Linked DNA regions of Mus musculus: region 1 is linked to region 2. A link is a contact called in ENCODE Hi-C or POLR2A ChIA-PET data. All regions are on one chromosome and are shown on one strand. Each heading gives the region's core, a stretch centred on a gene start or an enhancer-like site at or near the end of the contact. The rest is flanking DNA. Distances are from core to core; before and after follow the strand shown. Region 1 holds the start of Supt7l (SPT7-like, STAGA complex gamma subunit). Region 2 holds the start of Gtf3c2 (general transcription factor IIIC, polypeptide 2, beta).

Evidence for each region. Hi-C counts contacts between places; a loop is a spot of excess contacts on that map. ChIA-PET counts read pairs that join two places held with the same protein, here RNA polymerase II (POLR2A).
Region 1: a loop to region 2 is called in a map of T-helper 2 cell, with 2.7 times the contacts of the local background. The contact joins the promoter of Supt7l here to the promoter of Gtf3c2 in region 2. A Hi-C loop is called at or near these places in 1 of 37 maps with a recorded cell type or tissue (T-helper 2 cell). POLR2A ChIA-PET finds 5 or more read pairs at or near these places in 1 of 5 experiments (embryonic stem cell).

Annotation. Positions count from the first base shown.
Region 1 is chr5:31,525,455-31,528,154 of GRCm38, reverse strand. Supt7l (SPT7-like, STAGA complex gamma subunit) reads left to right here and starts at 1,393. Exons shown (of 5, transcript NM_028150.2): 1 at 1,393-1,540. It overlaps Slc4a1ap (solute carrier family 4 (anion exchanger), member 1, adaptor protein), which reads right to left and starts at 1,160. Exons shown (of 14, transcript NM_001347328.1): 1 at 471-1,160; 2 at 1-112. The coding sequence starts at 1,133.
Region 2 is chr5:31,178,786-31,181,485 of GRCm38, reverse strand. It overlaps Gtf3c2 (general transcription factor IIIC, polypeptide 2, beta), which reads left to right and starts at 1,342. Exons shown (of 19, transcript NM_027901.2): 1 at 1,342-1,602.

The DNA of each region.
Region 1 (2,700 bases), core at 144-2,643, 350 kb before region 2:
CTGAGTCTTCACCTAACATCTTCTTCTCCAATAATATCTGCTGCTGTTTACGCAATTCCTTCAACTGTGTTACTGTTAATTCAGATTCTGCCTCTCGGTCTTCCTCTGGTCCCTAATGAATCATGGGTAAAATATATACATATATGGATTCAGAAGTGAGAAAATTACTTTCTGAGACACAGCAACGTACACAGACCTGTGGGTCCAGAATGAGGCCTGTGCTTTTGTCATTGGTTACCAGAATCCTTTTACTCAACTAAACCTTAAAGAAACTCAGAATCGCCGGGCGTGGCGGTGCACGCCTTTAATCCCAGCACTCGGGAGGCAGAGGCAGGCGGATTTCTGAGTTCGAGGCCAGCCTGGTCTACAGAGAGAGTTCCAGGACAGCCAGGGCTACATAGAGAAGCCCTGTCTTGAAAAACCAAAAACAGTGAAGTCCCAAGATTTTTATTTTAGATTTTTCTACCTACCTGAAGGATAAAGAGCCGAGTGCTGCCTCCAAAGCGCATTACATGCCCGACGTGGACTCTACAGTAAGTGCGGGGTGGGATGCGAGTTTTGTTGAGGAACGTGCCGTGGGTACTTCCCAGATCGTAGAGATAAAAGCCCTGCTCATGACCCTCAGAGTCTCCGCTGGGATCCGCCCCCCGGTGCTGTAGTACAGCATGGTACCGAGACACGGAAGGATGCTCCAGACATATGTCACAACTAGCAAGTCTCCCGAAAAAGCAGCAGCTCGTGTCTTTCAAGGTGCGGGTGCCAAGGATGGTGCCACCCTTCAGGGTTTCGAGACTGTAGGGGGCCGTGGCTGGGCTGCCCCACGATGGCTCTCGGTACGGAGGAGCCCGGGTCGGACCGCCAGACGCAGGAGCTACCCGCGGGGAGCGGAGTTGCTCCACCGGTGGACCCCCGGTCTCCTGGCTGTCCGGCTGCGGTGGCGGGACCTCGGGCTCCTCACATCCAGAGTCCAGCTGCGCCGCGAGACATTCTTTCTTCACATCCTCAGAAACGGAGGGACTGGAGGCCGGAGCCTTACCCCGTACTGCGGAAGGCACTGGTAAAACCGGCTTCTTAAACTCGCTACTGACTTCCTGGGGAGCTGGCGCATCTAGCTGAGGGGTAGGATCAGCCATCCTTAGCCGGGTGCAATCTCAAAATGTGTCCCTCGGAAACCCCGACCCCTCGCTCTCTACGTTCCCGCTCACTTCTCCTCCTCCTTCCCACCTCCCTGAGGCTTCTCTGGACAGAAATGTTGGAGTTCCTCTTTCAAGACTCGCAGAGTTTTAAAGATGTGAATAGCACTAGGGAGTCACAATACCAGAAAGCGGGGAGAGGCTCTCAGAGTGCTGTGCAGGATACGGACATTTTAGGCGTTGCATGTAGGCTAGTAATAACTTCCTGTGGCAGAGGGCGATTGGGAAGAAGTGCTTCCGTGGCCTTGGTCCATTAATCAATAAACAAGGCTCCTAGGCTTGACCTAGTCCTCGACTCCGACCTGTCAGAGTCAGGCAGCCGCGTATACCACTCCTGGGGCAGGGCGGTGAGTATTTGAACTTTATTTTCTGGTTCCGGTCCAGAGCCACCCATTTTCCTGCTGCCTTGTAAATCAGACTTCCCAGGATCCTGTGGTCGGCGCCTAAGCCTAAGCCTCCAGATCCGGAGCAAGGAGTCCCTATCTGCAGCTCTCGAATTTATTCCTTTTATGAAGTTAGTAAAGAAGCAATTTATTATTGTTCATTCTTTTATTACTCGGAACAAAATATTGAGATAGCATGTTTAGTGGCTTAACAAACCTGAGCATCGAAACCTCTTTTCTTTTTTACTCTTTGTATTTATGATGTTGGCATGACCCTGGACAACAGCTTCCACATCTGAAAAATTGGAAATAGTAGTGTTAATTTGTCATAAAATTTATGGAAAATTGAACTAAGCCATAGTTAATATTATAACTCTTTGACAGAGGCCTGAAACTATACCAAGATGGCAGCCATAACAAGTGGGAGAATACAGATGAATAAGTCAACTAAAGTTAAGGTTCAGGGATAAAAGCAAATTCATGTAAATATACAAAGAAAGGAGATCTGTTGGGGGGAATGGTGATTTCAGGGATCCTAAAGAACAAATTCAAGTCTGATAAAGATGTAGAGGGTTCCTGGCAGAGGTCACAACTCAAAGGGTCAATTATAAAAATATCTCATGTTCTTGAGAAGCTGAGTGGTGGAGCTGGAGAGATGGTTCTGTGTGCTGCTCTTCGGTGGATCTGAGCTCCATTTCCAGTACCCACATCAGGGGAGTTCACAACCACCTCTAATTTGAGCTCCAGAAGGATCTGATGCCCTCTTCAGATATCCTTGGCACCTGCATACACATGGAACACACAAGCATATACTCAACCCCCAACAGACAACAAAAACGAATGTCTGTGAATGCATAGCCTGCCTGGTCTACAGAGCAAGTTCCAGGATAGCCAAGGCCTCAAAGGGAAACCCTGTCTCGAAATTAATAATTTAAAAATACAATCTTAGCAAAGGAAATAAGCTGAGGGGCCAGTTAGATGGCTTAGTAGGTAAAAGGCACTTGCTGCCAAGTCCGAATGCCCGAGTTCAATCCATGGAACCCACATGGTGAAAGGAGAGAACTGCCTCTCACAAGTTGTCTTGTGATTTTTTCATGCACACATACCCAAAATAAGTAAATGTA
Region 2 (2,700 bases), core at 93-2,592:
ACTGCGTGCAGGGTTAGTTAAGCTTAAAAAAGAGCCTTCAGGCTGGAGAGATGGCTCAGCATTTAAGAGCACTGACTGCTCTTCTGAAGGTCCTGAGATCAATTCCCAGCAACCACGTGGTGGCTCACAACCATCCGTAATGATTCTGGTGAGTCTGAAGTCAGCTACAGTGTACTTAGATATAATAATAAATCTTAAAAAAGAAAGAAAAGAGCTTTCACTTGTTGTATCTTAAACTTTGAGAATCTTTTTCCAAAATCAAAGTTATTTTAAAAAAATTTTTTTGTGTGATAAAACCAAAGAGAACTTAACCAGAGGCAGGATTTTAAGAGATGTTGTTCATCAAAGCACTAAATCTGTTACTCCCTATAAAATGTTTAGGAGCTATTATCTAAAAGAGGAAGACAGCCATTCAAAATGCTGTCATTTGAGCATAAGAGGATGTCGGAGAACTGGGTGTTCTCTTTCTTTCCTTTCAGATTTTGGCTAAATCCCTTTTTCCTTTTTTAATTGGTAGGATACAGGATTACCCTGGTAGAACCTGAATTCCTGAGCTCAAGAGATCTTCCTGCTTCAGCCTTGAGTACCTAGTCTGGGAGTTGACGTGCCCCATTGTTTTCTCCCTTTCTCATTTTTCTGAGACATGGTCTAATATAGTACAGGCTGATTTCCAATTTCCAAGTAGTCATGGATCACGTTGAACTGCTAATCCTCCTGACTCCATCTCCGGAGTGCTGGGATTATAAGCGTGCACCATTACTCTTTGTAAAGATTTAACCAAGGGAATAATTGAACAAGACTATTTAGAAAGGGGAAAGCTGCCATATTTCACCTCTTCCGGTTCATTTTAATTCGCCCTCCTCCTGGGTAAAGGCAGATCTGTGAAAGCTACATGGTTTTAAAAGGCTGAAAACCTTGTTGCTCGGAGGCCACTTCCCAGTGAGGGAGTGGCGTGAGGCCTGGGTTGATGCTCTCTTTAAAAGCGCAGCCTACCCACCCAGGCTAGGCTCCCCCCGCTCTTTTCTTCCCTTGGCCTCTTTCCAAGCCCTCCTCTTTATTTTCTTCCTGTCTTGGCTCATTCACTGGCAGCAGAAAATCAGGAGATCTCTGGGGGCGAGGGATTGTCTCCTAGTCCGTCGAAGCTCGGGACTGTAGTTAAGAATCAGGTGTGGTCAGGCTCTTTTCTCCACAAAGCCAGCAACCTGGGTGGAAAGGCAGGTCGGAACGCTCGGCGACAGCAGAAGCGCGACACTTTCCTCTTCAATGCTTTTCCACAAGGCTGCTGGTGGAGCTGCGGTGCCGCGCAGGCGCCGACCTCCCCTTCCGGTCGCTGAAATTCCCAGAAGGCCCTGCAGTGTCCTAGGGCCGCGGAAGCCACGCTCCAGCTCGCGGGCGTCGGAGGGCTCAGTGCCGCGCCGCGCTGCATTATGGAACACAGAGTTTAAAAGAAAGCTCGGCAGGAAACGCGTTCCAGACCAAGCTTGCGTTTACCTTGTCTCGGGGGCGGGGCAAGGAAGAGCCGATCAAGATTTCGTCATAAAACCGCGACCCGACAGGCGGCGCCATCTTCGAACTTGGACTTCCGGAAGGACTTTGGCGCGGGTGAGTGTACCGCAACGGGGTGTGCGGGGGACCCAAAATTACTCCTCCCATTCTTTTGCCGTAGCGCTAAGGCAATGGGAACCGATTCCCGATTCCCGTCTTACTCCCGCGCAAGACAGCGCGCCTCCTAGCCTTTGCGCTTCTCCCGAGAACCGTCGAGCTCTCTCCTCCGTCCCCACTGGGGCCACTGAGCATCCCCCATCTCTGCCAGCCGGTCTTACCTTCTTCCCCAATTCGGTGTATGTAGCGCGGTAAACTGGACTCAGGTTTCTGCACTGCTTACGTTGAACTCGTTACGTTGGGCCTTCGGACTTGGGTGAACCTGCAGTTATCTTAAGGCTTAGGGAAATCAGGGCTCGCCTGGGGCTCGAAAGCTGCCCCCACGGCCAGGATTGGGGAATGGCAGGTGGTGGTGTCTCTGTCTGATTGCAGTCAGTCCTCTTGTGCTCATTCCCTCTTACTGTGTCTCAGCCTTTTCCTCCAAGTGGCTCTAACCCCGGGGGTTGTGCCCCGCGCGCTGCAACCCCATTGGCGCAGCCAAGGGCCAGTTATGTTTCCTTATACTGGTCCTTTTATCCCGCGGCAAGTTTGCCGTCTTTTGGACAAGACAGAGATGGCGACTTCACCCCCACAGGAGGTAATTCACTTTTCTGGGCAGGTTTAGGACATAACCAGGTCTTTTTGCCCTTGGAGGTACATTGATTGTTACATAAATTCAAATTAACCTTTGCTTACGTTACCTTTTACCGCTTACCGCTATCAACTGCAGTGCCATTTTTCCTAATAGTTTTAAGTTGTTCTATTCAGATTTACACTCTTTAGTTTCTAGCAGTATCAACTGAAAACGTGAGTTGCAGGTTTTTGTACAAATAATATGTTTGTTTTTGGACCAGTAAAATTATCTGATAAATCACCAGTTGCATGATAGGAATACTTTGGGAACCAGTGTATTAAACAGTGTATGTGAAGTGAGTCCGTGTTTAAGATGAAGTATTATCTAATTGTTTTTCTTTTGCCAAAGTAGTCAGGTTAGCAACCTGAAGCAGCAAGGAAATCAGACAGTATGGGATATAAAAATCCTAGTTAGAATTTACTGAA